2 separate regions of the Mus musculus genome follow, and region 1 is linked to region 2. Evidence: chromatin contacts called from ENCODE Hi-C data. All regions are on one chromosome and are shown on one strand. The core of a region is the stretch at or near the end of the contact, and the rest is flanking DNA. Distances in the headings are between cores, read along the strand shown. Region 1 overlaps Immp2l (IMP2 inner mitochondrial membrane peptidase-like (S. cerevisiae)). Region 2 overlaps Dock4 (dedicator of cytokinesis 4).

Evidence for each region. Hi-C counts contacts between places; a loop is a spot of excess contacts on that map.
Region 1: a loop to region 2 is called in a map of T-helper 1 cell, with 3 times the contacts of the local background. The contact joins two enhancer-like sites. A Hi-C loop is called at or near these places in 5 of 37 maps with a recorded cell type or tissue (T-helper 1 cell, gastrocnemius, left cerebral cortex and 1 more).

The regions. Positions count from the first base shown.
Region 1 is chr12:41,875,089-41,881,674 of GRCm38, forward strand. The region is part of intron 6 of Immp2l (IMP2 inner mitochondrial membrane peptidase-like (S. cerevisiae)); the gene reads left to right. Among named protein-coding and RNA genes, the nearest start is that of Gm46348, 110 kb to the right of the region's middle. Within about 2 kb of position 2,671, at least 1 of the 3 ENCODE cell types and tissues checked has a DNase peak (open chromatin) inside an H3K27ac peak, as active enhancers do; it is left cerebral cortex, where a contact is called at or near this core.
Region 2 is chr12:40,834,581-40,842,019 of GRCm38, forward strand. Dock4 (dedicator of cytokinesis 4) reads left to right here. Exons shown (of 53, transcript NM_172803.2): 49 at 41-150; 50 at 2,050-2,122; 51 at 3,861-3,974; 52 at 6,657-6,718. Among named protein-coding and RNA genes, the nearest start is that of Immp2l, 190 kb to the right of the region's middle. Within about 2 kb of position 2,537, at least 1 of the 3 ENCODE cell types and tissues checked has a DNase peak (open chromatin) inside an H3K27ac peak, as active enhancers do; it is left cerebral cortex, where a contact is called at or near this core.

The DNA of each region.
Region 1 (6,586 bases), core at 1,421-3,920, 1.0 Mb after region 2:
CCTAAGTGTCTTTCATTGATATATTCCTGTCTTCTACACTTGCCTTTGCTATTATTGTATCTATGAGCTGCTTTGTTAGTAGTCATTCCAAAATATATGTTTGTTGATCTGGAAAGTCTCCAGAAAAAATTTTAATGAAAATTTTGTCGAGATGAAATTAATTGTACCTTATACAAAAAATTCCACTACCATTTTACATGCTCAAATATGATGTCCTGATGTGTAAAATATTTTGTATAATTATAATACCTCATTTATGTATTTTTTGATGAACAAACCCAAATAGATAGTAATAACATTTGGGAGAAGGATTATATTATATTTACAATTGCAATTCACTTATCAGTTAACTATTACAACTATAATTGTATTACAGTCATGTATCTTTTGGTGTAATAAGACACTATGACCAAGGCAACTTAGAAAAAAGTTTATTTTGGGCTTTTGTTTTAGAGAGTTAGAGTCCCATGGTGGCAAAACAAAGGCATGGCAGCAGGGATAGCTGAGAATTTCAAGTAGAAGGAAGCAAGCACAAAGGGGATGGCCAGGGGTTTCAGAAATCTCAAAGTTCACCAGCAGTGACATACCCATACCTCCTCCTGCAAGGCTAAACCTCCGAATTGCTCCCAAACTTGTCCACCTACTGGAGACTAAGTATTCAAACATATGGGTCTATGGGGCCATTCTCATTCAAACCACCACAAGGATATTATATTCTTTTTTTCCCCTTAGATATTTTCTTTATTTACATTTCAAATGCTATCCCGAAAGTTCCCTGTACCGTCCCCCCGCCCTGCTCCCCTATTCACCCACTCTCACTTCTTGGCCCTGGCATTCCCCTGTCCTGGGGCATATAAAGTTTGCAAGACCAAGGGGCCTCTCTTCCCAATGTTCTTATACTGTCAATAATGAATGAAAAAAAATCTGAAAATGAGAAACCATCTTTAATCAACTGTTAATGTAAAGTAAGGGTATATGTGTTTACGTAACAGTGTAACACTTGTTCCCATGAAGAAGAGGGTGTAAATTACATGACCTCTTGATCTTCCATAAGTGGTTGCAGCTCATGTTGTAGGTGGGTTAGGGTGGGACCACAGCCTTCTCATGTGCAGAGAGATATGCTTGAAAAGTGATTTCAGTGTTTCCAGGGATGGATGCAGTTCGGTTGTCCTGCTTGAAAGTCCAATTTACATTTCATGATTGTTACTTTCCCTAAGTGGAAACATGGCTGCATTACTTCATTCAAGGCTCCTGTGACTCCAAAGCCCTGAGTAAAACCTCATTAATCTGCACCCCGCTTTTTCAGAAGATGTAATAACTTTGAAAAGTGCTAGGCTGAAGTTTACTTTTCTGCTATCTATAAAGAAAGGATTCCTAACCCATTAACCAAATTAATAGTGCAGACAAGATTGGAAGAACAAATGGCATTAAACTTCCTTCAGCACTTTAGAAGCACCCATATACCTAAAGGCTATCTAAACTTGAAAGACACTATATTTTCAAAGTTTTGTTGCAGCAAGATCTTTTTCTAGAAAAAAAAAAAGGATAAAAGTTTAAAATGGTATACTTCTCTAATTCACTCTCAATTTGTTTTTTTGTCCAGTTAATCCATGCAATTTGACAAGAAAAATATGAAATTTTAGGAGATTTTGTCTGTATTAACAATGATGGCCAGGAAAGTAGTAAGAGGACCGATGTCACATGGTCTTCAGAGGGAACTTTGGTGCCCAGCATCTATCTGTTTCAGCCTGTTATTAAAGATGGGAATACTTACTTCATTTTGTCTATAATGTACTATCCCTAAAATTTAGCCCATTGAATCATGTGTACATGTACTCTACTACCATACCTACCACAGGACTGTGTTTACGTATAAGCATATACATGGCTCTATTTCCATATAAATTGGAAAGCATGACACCAGAAAACAGACCTCTTTTCAGCTCTAGGGAATGAGGACTGCTTTTTTATCTTTTTTTTTTTTTTTTTTTTTTTTCGAGACAGGGTTTCTCTGTGCAGCCCTGGCTGTCCTGGAACTCACTCTGTAGACCAGGCTGGCCTCGAACTCAGAAATCCGCCTGCCTCTGCCTCCTGAGTGCTGGGATTAAAGGAGTGCGTCACCACACCCGGCTTTTTTATCTCTTTAGGGAACTAAAATGAAGGATTTGCTTTCTATCCTGAACTTCCATAACAATCCCATTAACATCTTAGGCTTGCTCTGTCACTCCACTCCACTCAGTTCTCCTTCCCTGTTCGCAGTAAGCTCTCATGAGGTTGCTGATTTCTTTCTCTCACGATGTTGTCCCAAGGAAGGAAAGAAAGCCTCCGTGGGTTTCAGCATTTTCCTCCTCCTCCTTCCTTGAGCTGTGATCACACACTGAAAGCTCCATCCTGTGCTGATGTTTGAGAATCTGTTACCATGGAGCTATTCCCCAGCTCAAAGGATGGTTTTATTACATACAGTGTTACAGGAAAGGAGGATGGTTAAAATTAAACTTAAAAACCCTTGATTAATAATAGAAAATGAGAAAAAAATGTTTTCAGAATCGAACATGGGGTTGAGTGCAATGTATTGTTATGGTTACCCTTGTTCTCCAAGGAGCTCCTTTTATTTTATGTTTTCTGTTTGTGGGGAGGGAATTGTAGCAAATATAAAAGACTGTGTTGTCTGCTAGCTACTGGGCATATGTCCAAAATACAAGTGGACGTTAACTCAATTCAGCAGATAAGATTTCCTTAGGGACTTTTGGAAGACTTTCCTAGTTCATTTCTATGGCCTGCATATGACCTGTGTGTGTCCTCTCAGACAAAGCTACTTAAAGAAAAATTAATAAGATTTGGTGTGTGCATATGGGGAGGTCAAGAAAGACTTAAAAAGAATGAACAGTAAACAGAATTTTGAGGTACCAGTGATTTTGGCAATGAAGATAGGCTTCTTGCGTCAAGGCAGGTCTAGAAGAAGCTGATGCTGAGGAAGCATAATAAACTCTTTGATGAAGGCCTGCATCACACACAAAATGTGCTACTCTTTAGCCAGTGGTGAGCCTGCTTTGAAGGCCAACTTCTTGATTTCTTACCTAGAGTGAGTGACCAGGGTGTGGAGTTTTTGAAGATGTGTGGTTTTAGAAAAATAACAATTTTTGAATTGAACCACATCTTAGCTACTTTGCATATTTTCGAACATTTTGAAGTACATTAATGATCTAGGAAAGCATGTTTACCAAAAAAAAAATCTATGTATAAAAACTCTAAAAAGTTATTTTTAATAACATTTAAGAGTAATAGAATTTAGAGATACATTAAGGGGTAAATATAATGAGCAGCAATTAAACATTTTAAATGTCTTAAAAAGCTGTTAAGTGATTTATGGGGATCCCTCACTTTTTGGGAGGTAAAGAACTACAACTACTAGGCAAGAATTCAGAGCCTTCTCTGCTTGTAGGACCTATGCCCAGATAGGAACACAGAAGGTACCTGGCATTAGGTGACAGCAGGGTCCCAGGCAGTTCTGTTGGCCATGCTTAGCTTTGGCTCTAACCGAACTATGGATATATGTTGCACATGCCTGACAATTGTCATAACAACAGGGTGTGGGAAGGAGAGAAATGAGGAAGTTGTGGCTTTTCTCGGTATGGCCCAGCAGTTAAGAATTTGGGATTCCAATTAACAGCTGGGTGTTTGTTTAAGCTCTTCATGCCTCAGGTTTCTCATCTGTGAAATTGGATCCATAATCATATTTACCTCGTCAGATAGCCCTAAGGATTAAATTAAAAAATATATGTAAATTAGGTTAGACATTTGTACACAGTAAGTTCCCAACTTTTAATAACCACCTGATATGTATGATGACTGCTGTAATATTTTATAATCTCCTCAGAGGTACTTAATTGATACATATCTGAGTTAGTCCTTTGGCTTTATAGACCCTTCTGGTAGACTACATTAAGGAATGCACATCACTAAGAATGCTTTTAGGTTTTCATTCTTGTTTCGTTATAGTCAGTCTTGGTGGAAATGTGCCTAATTGTACCCCAGTGTTCTCTAAAAGCTTCAGTCTACTGATTGTTGGGTGCTTATATGAGATGGTTTTTTTTTTTTTAATCTTTTCTTTATAACCATCTTCTCAAGGAGTCCTCATTTCTATTATGCAGCTTACTGTTTCTCTGGTAGAGCACTCATCCTCAACTCTCATAGAAGCTGCTTTACTTTCCTATGTAGACTTTTACAGTGTTAGATGGTTGCAGATGTCAAATACTTAAAATTTGATTGGACACAGGCCATACTAGCTCTCAGGCTCTCCTGCCCTGCATGTGGCAACAAATGGTCTTAGTTTGCCAGTTTTCCTGCAAATAACTTTCTGTGGTATTTGTTTGGTTCCTCCCCATCCAGTGGCCATATTAATGTATATTACAATACAGTTTGAATTTTAAGTGTGGCCTTCATAGCTTGTTGAGCCCTGTGTTCCTAGCAGGACTGCATGGTCCTGGTGATGGCCTATTATGATTAGCATATCTGCTGTTCTACACTTGCATGAAGTGGGCATTAGTCACAGCTGGGACAATAGTAGCTTCTGAACTGTTCCAGGTATTGAAGACATACAGGAAGTTTTCAAGCTCACTGCAGAACAAATAAAGACAGACAAAGCAGAAAGGAAAACAAACACTCCTTCTCTCGCTTTTACTGTGGCTTGGTGCTTTCTCAATATTTCATTTCTCCTTAGTAGCTGCTCTCCCAGGGAGCAGGACAACAGGACTCTTCCTTGATATGTAGAAAGCTGTAAGAAGGAGATGAGACACTCTCTTGGTCTTGTTGTTTGCATGGCATTCGTTATGTGAATGTTCACTTTTTTTTTTTTTAACCTACATGAGCAACTGATAATGGGAAAAGCCCTCAAAACCCCTCACAGTCCAAAACATTTCCATTTATTGCTGAATTGTTATGGTTTCTAATAGATACATGGAATCCAGATTATCATTATTTGGTGGTGGTGGTGGTGGGGGAACTTCCAATTTAACGTGTGAAGGGTGGTCCAACATTAGATGTAAGCAACTTCTCAGAGCAGATGTAGATAAAAATAAATAAATAAATAAATAAATAAATAAATGAACTAATGGAGAATGATTCTTTCTTGGGCCTGCTCATATGAAATTAAGACAGATTTCTCAAGGTGACACAAAGGCAAACGTGTTCTCAACCTACAGCTGACGCAGAGATAATAATTAGAAAAATCCAACTGTTTACTTTTTTATGACAAAGCACAGATGTCTCCACTTGATTTCATATTAAATGGAAGGTTTAACTGTCATTGCTAGAGAAAGGGAAGCACTTTTTCTTTTCTCTTGGAAAATGCTGAAGAAGACTGTCTGTTAAAAAGGTTAAGAGAAAATTCAAAGACCAGACCTCACAGCAGGGAAAAAGAATAGCAGGGCTAGGCCCAGTGAATCTGATTGTCAGAAACAACTCACCTCTGCCAGGAAGTACAATCCCCAAAATCCACTTAGTAGAAGCTCAACTCACTTATAGCCATTCTTATATTAGAGCCTCAAAGCTGTGATCTCATCGATGTCAAGATTCTCCTAGAGCTGAGGATTGGGCCAGAGCTTTTGGGTGCTTTCATGTTTCCTTTACAAGGAAATATGGAAGCCACCAATTATGTGTAATGTAGTATGTACAAGGACAGCTTTGTATCCTGTTTTATCTTAAAACTGCATGAAAAAAAAGTCATTTCATCGACCCAAGCAGTGCTTGAAATTATAAAGTAGTCAGAAATGCCAAGTGTAAGGAACACATGCTTTGTCCTCACACACACTTATAGTCTCAGTACCTAGTAACACACTCCTTTCCTGTATATCATGCCATTCTATTTGACAAGCCCCAACTTGGGAATTTATATTTAAATTTGGCAAACATTTAGCTCATATCTACTCTGTACATGTCACCGAGGAGGATAGATAAGGCGCTCACAATCTGCACAGGAGGCAGAAAAGCAAACATCATCACAAGGTAGTCTGCTCGGTGCTTTAGCTCAGGCATCAACAAGGAGAGGGAATTCCCAGAGGAACCCAGTGATATATCCAAGTGGCAGTGACATTTGAGCTATGTCTCTAAGGATGAGAACTATGCAGTCAACCTTTGCAAGTACAGTTCTCATGGAAACAATGGCAATTATGACACTAAACATATTATTTATATGAAAGTCTCCTCAGCAATGAAATTTAATTACACAGAATGTTTAGGCATAGTGCCTGGATATCTTTCCTCAGAGGGTTTACAAGGTTGGATGTGGCTTCGTCTCTGCATGTCCAATGCTAGGTAGACATTTGATGTACATGACCTTTTCATATGTTTCCCCTCTATGATGTTCTGCAGCAGTACATATCAAGGAGATGCAGTGCCCAGGACAGTTTATTTGGATCACTCACTTGTTTTCCAGGCACAGTGATGACCAGGAAATGGCCCATTTCATAATCACAAACAAACCCAAGTCTTAAAAGAGGTTGGGTGCTTTGAGGGGTTCTGGAGAATCAGTGACAAAATGGATAATTGATCTCCAAGATCATGATGAAATTCGAAAACCCTAACTAGT
Region 2 (7,439 bases), core at 1,287-3,786:
CACAGGCTAGCTCACTGATAATGTCTGTTTCTCTTCCCAGCTTCGCCTTTGTTGTCTGACAAACACAAACATTCCAGAGAAAACTCTTGCCTGTCCCCAAGAGATAGACCGTGCAGTGCCATTTACCCAACACCCGTGGAGCCTTCTCAGGTACTCTCCTGTGGGGGAATCAGAGGCTAGAGAATGGGAGAGTGTGGGATTGTGTGTGAATCTCTTTGGACTCATACAGTGCCTGCCAAAAGCAACCAGTGACAAGGCCAGTTGGAAGAAGACTCTTGTCAGTCCACCTCTGGTCTCTGCCCATTGTTTGGAGCACCATCTGACTCATCCTTCTAGAGCGGTGGTTCTTCTTAATCCTGTGACCCTTGAGTATAGTCCCTCATGCTGTGGTGACCCCCGACCATAAAATTACTGTGTTGCTATTTCCTAACTGTAATTTTGCTACTGTTATAAATCCTTCATAACTGTCATTTTGTAAATTTTATGAATCATAATGTAAATATCTGATATGCATGATATCTGATGGTACCCACAGGTTGAGTAGGATATCTGATGTGACCCACAATAGGGCCAGGATCCATAGATTAAAGAACCACTGTTCTAGAGGGATATCTGGGTCACAGCCCTGACAGTGAAACTGAGAGGGACTGCCTGGCCCTTGATCTCAACCTGGTTCATGGCTGCTACAACAACATTCCAAGGAAAAGCCAGTGAATAAACCATCTGTGTGTGTGTTTGCATGTGTATGAGTAGAAGTCTGGGGAGGGAAGAACAACTGAATTTAGGGGAAGACTCCTGCTTCTGCCCAGACCTTCCTGTTTGTCCATAGCTATTGGGAAGAGCTGCAGCTGACTCCTTTCCCCAAGAATGTAGGTGCAATCTGTTTGCCTTTGCCATTGATCTTCCATGGATTACCAGGAAAGGGGCTGTGTCCTGGAGATGTCATACGAGCTAGGGAATGTGGTTCCGCCGGTCACTCAAACCTCGCTTTCAAAAACCTGAGTGAGCATGGGCCACAGGCCCAGTCCAGGGGCAACGTATGTGCATTGGAGGGTGGGTACGAAGTTGAAGATTCGTGTTGTATCCCTGAGTTTTTTTCACAGTTTATTTGGGACTAATTTTAAGAGCAGAGAAAACTCCTTGTTTCTGCTCCAGCTAATTTCTCTGTTTTTCTACACCATCCTGGCAGAAGTCTGTAGCTGCATCTGGAATTGGATGAGAGCGAGTGGGATTTGGCTTGATTGGTTTATCTTTGCTGATTGTGTGATCTTCCCGAAAGGCCCAGGATACCTCCTCTGCGCAGCACTGATGTCTTGCAGAAATGATTTCTGAGTGCGTTTGCCTGAACCAGCTAACCAATTTTATTTCCCGTTGTCACTGGCATTGCAAGGGGATTTCAGTTTGTTTCATCTGCTCTAAGAGATCATGTGCCAGCATGGGAAACTCTGAAAGGCTTCCTTGATTAGTCCTGAGTTATCTGTCTTGGGTAAAATTTGAATCAGTATATATGTTACCAAAATTATAATAATGTATAATGCTGTAGGTTTCCACTTTTTCTTTTCATGAGTTAGGTAGAGCTATGTAATATTGGTAATTTTGTAGGTTAAAATTATAGAATATTCATTAGCTCATTTTTGTCTATTATAGTATTTGAACTATAAGTTTGTCTATATAGTAGGTTTTTAAATTAATATTTCTCCTTTCATTCTTATTCATGTCATACTGCCAGTCTAGCAGTATACACTTGTAAAGAACATCATACCTAGCGAATTCTTACTATTAATTTTCCCTATGTTTATTATGAGTAATTATTTACCATTTATATTTAATGTAAAACACCATTTCTTATTATGTTTCTTTCAGAAAACCTAAGACTCTGTTTCCCCTTTTCTCCTTAAATAGAGTTTAATTATTTGTTCCTAGGCTCATTATACCATATAGAAAATGTTTTGAGCAAAGAGTTTCATAAGGAGATAACCATCTCATTTTCTAAAAGGCATCCTACCTCAGCATATTATATCATAAAAATGGACTCTTCTCCCTTTCCAGAGGATGCTGTTTAATCATATTGGAGATGGGGCCTTGCCTCGAAGTGACCCCAACCTTTCTGCACCTGAGAAAGGTGGGTACCAGTCATCCACCCCTTGTAGGTCCTAGAATGTGTCAGGGTTTGTTGTGTCCTCATTTCCCCCAGTCTTCTGTGTGCCGTGTGGCAGGTAGAGCTCTAGACTGTTAATGATCAGGGTGAGTGTGATCTTTAGGCAATTAGTGAAAGGCAGTTTATCATGATCCATTCTCCATAAACTCCTAAGCTCTGAGCAAATTAGAAGCTCCTTTGTGTAATGGCTTTCTGTTGTTCAGCGAGCCCAGGCCAAGCCTGCTCTCCCTGAAGCAAAGTTGCCAATTAAGCCACTAGTTCACACAATGAAAGTAGCTACTCCTCAGATTGATTCCACAGACCCCATCCATTGTCTCCTTCACAAAGCTCATATTCAGCCAGCTCAACTGTTGTTGGTGGTCACTCACACAGGCTCTTGTACCATTAAATGCCATGCAAGCATTGCGATCAGACGCATAATGGAGTGGGGCCCGCCTCAAGGTCAAGCACACACAAATAAGATGCACACACCAAATGCATGCATAGAGCTAAGAAGCCAATTAGCAACACACAGACCAGGAAGAGCAGATTAAATGTCGCTTCCTCCACTGTGGGTGCAGGGACTTGCAAAGTCACCCGTTTGCCTCTCAGGGTCAGGCCTCAAAAATAGCAGTCTCGCAGGCTAATGAATCAAGACTCACTAATGAAATGTCCCAGTAAAGTGCACTTTAATTGCCCCCATTAAGAACTAGGCTGTATTACCATTTTGGTACACTGATAGATTAACATTAAAACTTCCCAAAGGGAGATGAAAATTAGTGAGGGCCTAGCCAAAATTATTTTAAAGCATGGAATTAGCTTTAATGTTGTAAGTCAAGCATTGATCTTCACCAGGAGAAACTAGGGATGTGCTGTTATTTTTACCAACTTTACTAAAGAAAACTACCCAGCAAATATAAAAGAAATAGAGAAAAAAAAATAATGTTTAAAATATTTCCACCCCATTAAATCAAAGCAGTAACTTGGAGGAATAAAACGTGGCAATTCTCACTGCGTCCGTCAGATGGCAGTATCTGCACGGGAAGCAAGCGGGAACGCTGGTTTTACTATTAGAAACTTCATTGTGGAGTGTTTCATAACCTTGTGTGTCCTGCCCTGCTTCCTAGCAGAGCTGTCTATATTCCTACACCGTGATGCCTGGAGCAGATGGATTGCAAAGTAACAATGACGTTATCAGCAGTCCAAGTGGTTTTCTCAGGACTTACTTAGTGTAATCTGTCCATTTGGAACTCATCCTTTCCTGACAGGACTGGTCAGTGTGGCACCCTCAACCCTGTCCTTGGTACTTCTGCCACACAGTTGAAATAAGAGAGTGCCCTTTGCCTCATCACCTCCTTTAGATGGCCATTTGTTCAGACATTTCTACAAATAGGCTGATGACTATATTTTCCATCTATTTCTCAGCATCTAAACACATTTGGAATTCTCAGCAGGTTGCTACTCCCTGGCATAGAGATTTGCAGTTCTGTTTGACAGCTTGAGGGAAATAAAGAGACCTGCTGTTACTCAATTAAATGTCAGCTCTGTTAGGTAACCAATTAGAGAGAGGTTTAATATTGGGGAAGTGTCCTGCTTGGTTACTGCTTAAGGTTTTGTGGTCTTTTTGACTACGTTCTGGATAATTCTGCCAGACTCCTAAGATCTCAAGCATTTGAAAGGCAAAGCTGGCTCTTGTGTGTTTAGCTGTGTTATTCCCTTCCAGCTGTGAATCCCACCCCTAGCAGCTGGAGCCTGGACAGTGGGAAAGAAGCCAAGAACATGTCGGACAGTGGGAAACTTATCTCTCCCCCTGTCCCTCCAAGGCCCACACAGACTGGTGGGTATTTGAAGCATTTGAATAATCACTTTCATATAATAAGTATATTGAGCATTTCAGTTTGCTAGCAACATCATTTGCCTCTAGTTGGCTCCTCCTTTCCCTGTTCTTCTGCCATACAGTCAGACAACAGTCCCTTCTAATAAGCCCCTCGGAAGAATTTGAGCATGCCATCTTCTTCCTGGCTCCATGTTCAACCCTTGTTGCTTGATGGGCCACTGGCCTCTGCCCTTCGCTTGCACTGATCTCTGCTAACTCGGCCGCTTTCTATAATCTTCCCCGATGACATCAATGTTTCAGCTGACTCGAGAGCCAACCCTCAGTGGCTTTGAGGAGCCTCTGACACCTTGAGTTATCTGCTGCTCTCAGAGCTCTGTTTCCGGCAGTGGTGTTGCTCAAAGGGCTAAAGCGTGGACCTGCATCTCTTGTAACTGTGGCTCACGAAGCACATCCTAACGTACGTCTAGCCTCAGGTCTTCTGAGCCAGTAGATTATGTTCCTGAAATGAGGCTGGGGCCAGCATTTTACCAGGCCATTTGTGGGCTGCTTCTGCTCACTAACATCTGAGTGCTGAAAATGGTTGGGAAACTTCCAGCCTGGCCCTGGGTCCCCAGAGAATCACAGACAGAAGCAGAGCTGGCTTTCATGAGCTTCTGTTGGGAAAAGGCCAACTTTCCCTCTGAACATACACCACTTGCTTGGTGACTTGCATGCGGAGCAGTTTTAAGAGAAGCTTGAACTGACTGCCTTTTCCAGTAACCAGATCTTGTCAGCACTTTCCTACATCGCTGGAGCTTTCCAGGTATAGCCGGCCTAAGAACCAAAGAAAATGTGGTACCATTTCCTCAGCAGAGTGCCCTAGTCTGAGCACTCGGTGTCACTTGCTACATCGTAGCTTCTCATCCTTTGAATAGTTTCTGCAGGGTCAGAATGAGGGATGAATTTAATCCTCTTGATCGGTATTAGTATATCGGTCTGATTGTAGAAATGAGGGCCCATCAGCCAAATCATTTGTATTTCTTTGCTGATCCATGTACATTCAGACAGTCTCGTTATTTAAAGGCTTGGTTGTGCCCGTGAATATGGGAACTTGAAAGGTATTTTTAAGGGAAAATAAGATTGATAGTTCTTACAAAGGAATAAATATTATCAGTGCTAGCTGGGCGTCTGAGACAAAAAGAAGCTGGTGGGTCTATTTTAGGCTTATAGAAAGTACATTTCCAGAAAAATAGCTCGGAGAAAGAGCACTAGGTGCCAGGCCTGCACCATGTCTAAGACCAAGTCAAGTACACAGGAGGCCTTGACCTCAGTGACAGTAGTGGCAGATGTGGCCGATTTCTCTGTACATATGTGGTTTTCTTCCTAGTCAGCACTCACAACGTGTGGGAACAGAAGTAGGAGCTGGCTTGTGTAGATGAGACCTCCCAACCCCGCAGTGTGATAATGGACCACCCTCTGTGGTCTCTTAGGGCTCAGCACAGCTGGGCAACCCTTCTCCTCCCACATAGATTGGTAGGGCTGCTGTCCCTTCTGTACTGATTGCTTTCATGGTCTGTCCTGATGTCATCATCTGTGGTCAGTGTTGTGGGGCTGTGCAACTGTCTGTCTTTCTTCCTTTCAGCCTTTCGGTAGGTTTTTATGAGTTCTAGACCTCAGTGTGATGGCTGGAAGAGTGGCAGGAAATCACAGAGGGACAGAGCTCACATTCGCCAAAATCACTCTGTGTGGAAGTGGGAAGGACGGCTTGGCCTCGCCCCGTCGACTGGGTCACAAGCTGTTTTTATGCTATGCAGTTACAGTCTAGAAACAAGACGTGATCTGTAAGCACACAAAAGAGCACATGCCACACATGCTGGGTCCCTGGCATCAGACCTGAAAACCCCAGAGAAGCAGAAGTCACTCTTGCCATGATGGTGATATCTCAAATTCCCCACCCAGCGGACTGAGGGAAGGCCTATGGACAGGCATTAGAGAAGAAATGGGAAGCTTATCTCCCTTTGTACTGATGTGGACAAGCTTTCTGTCTGCACTGGGAATGTTGGGAGGTGAGGTGAAAGGGAAGGGTTACTGAACATCCCTATAGGCCTGCTCTAGGCTGCCTGCAGGGCCTTGGTCTTCCCTGTTCAGGCCAAAGACAGAAGGTGTCTCCCAACGACTCCTAGCACTTTCCCCCAGGAGCATTTTATGAGATCAAGCAGTTGAGTGATGAAAGGCATCTGGACTTGGAGGTTTAGAAAGGATTTGAGAGCCAAGCGTGGCAGCACAGACACATAACCTAAGCACTTAGGAGGTGTCAGGAGACTAAGGAATTCATGGCCATCCACAGCCGTGTATGGAGCTCAAGTCTAGCTTTGACTACATGAAGCCTTATCAGCAGAAAAAGAACGGAAAGGAAAGAAAAAAAGGCCATTGGAGCTGTTTGGGGCCATACCCTTCTAGTCAAAGCATCATATGTGTACAGCAGTAACTTTTTCACTAACTGGCCAATGTCTTGATGGCACCATCTTCTACAAGGAATCTATTCTAGAGAGCCATTGTGTAGTTTGTCCTCTCCATTTTCCTCTTCCCTTGCTGAGAAGATCCTTATCCACTAATACATCTGCCTGGGCTTGGACACATAGAGGGCATATGCAGCCAGCCCTCTGGTTTTTCTTAGTTAAAATGTTCTTTCTCCATCTACAGCTTCGCCAGCAAGACACACCACATCAGTGTCCCCCTCGCCTGCTGGACGTTCTCCATTGAAGGTACAGGTCTGTCATTAGACTGGATCCAAAGATCGGCCCTGGTTCCTTTTTCTTAAAACCTTGTCCTAAGCTCATCAAAAGGTGCTTTCATTCCTACAGACAAGGTCATATTAAGAAGGGGGTTGGGGGCAAGAAAACAGCGCTGCTTTTCCCCTTGCAGAGATTTACCCAAGAACACAGATCTCGTGGGCTACGTTTTGTTTTCTATTGTTTGTTTTGTTGTTTAGTAGTAGGAGGATGCGCAGCTTAATTCTCCATATTTTGGCAATGAGAACATAACAAACTATAGTCAACACATTTAAAGCACATTAAACATACATGTGTACGCCTACATTGAAAAACGCCCGTAATCAAGGTCTACTAAATGCTCTTCTGGAAGTTTTGGGGCTTTATCATCAACCTCATTCATTTTGGCAAAGCCAAACCCAACTTTCTCTCTCAATACTTTGCATTAAAGATACTCCACATTACAAACATATACTGAATTATAGAGGACATGGTGGCATAAATGGGAAAAAAAAAACCACAGAGAACAAGCTAGCCACCTTAAGGGTCACATGTGTGACATGTAAATGCAGGCTATTTAACATCTCTAAGCCTACAAATCCCTCAGGAAGATCAAGAACAATATTCAGTCAGACTGGCCACAAGGCTTTTCAGCACACTGGAGAAGGGTTGTGAGAAGCGCAGCCCCGGGAGCAGACAGGAGGCTGGAGGGAGT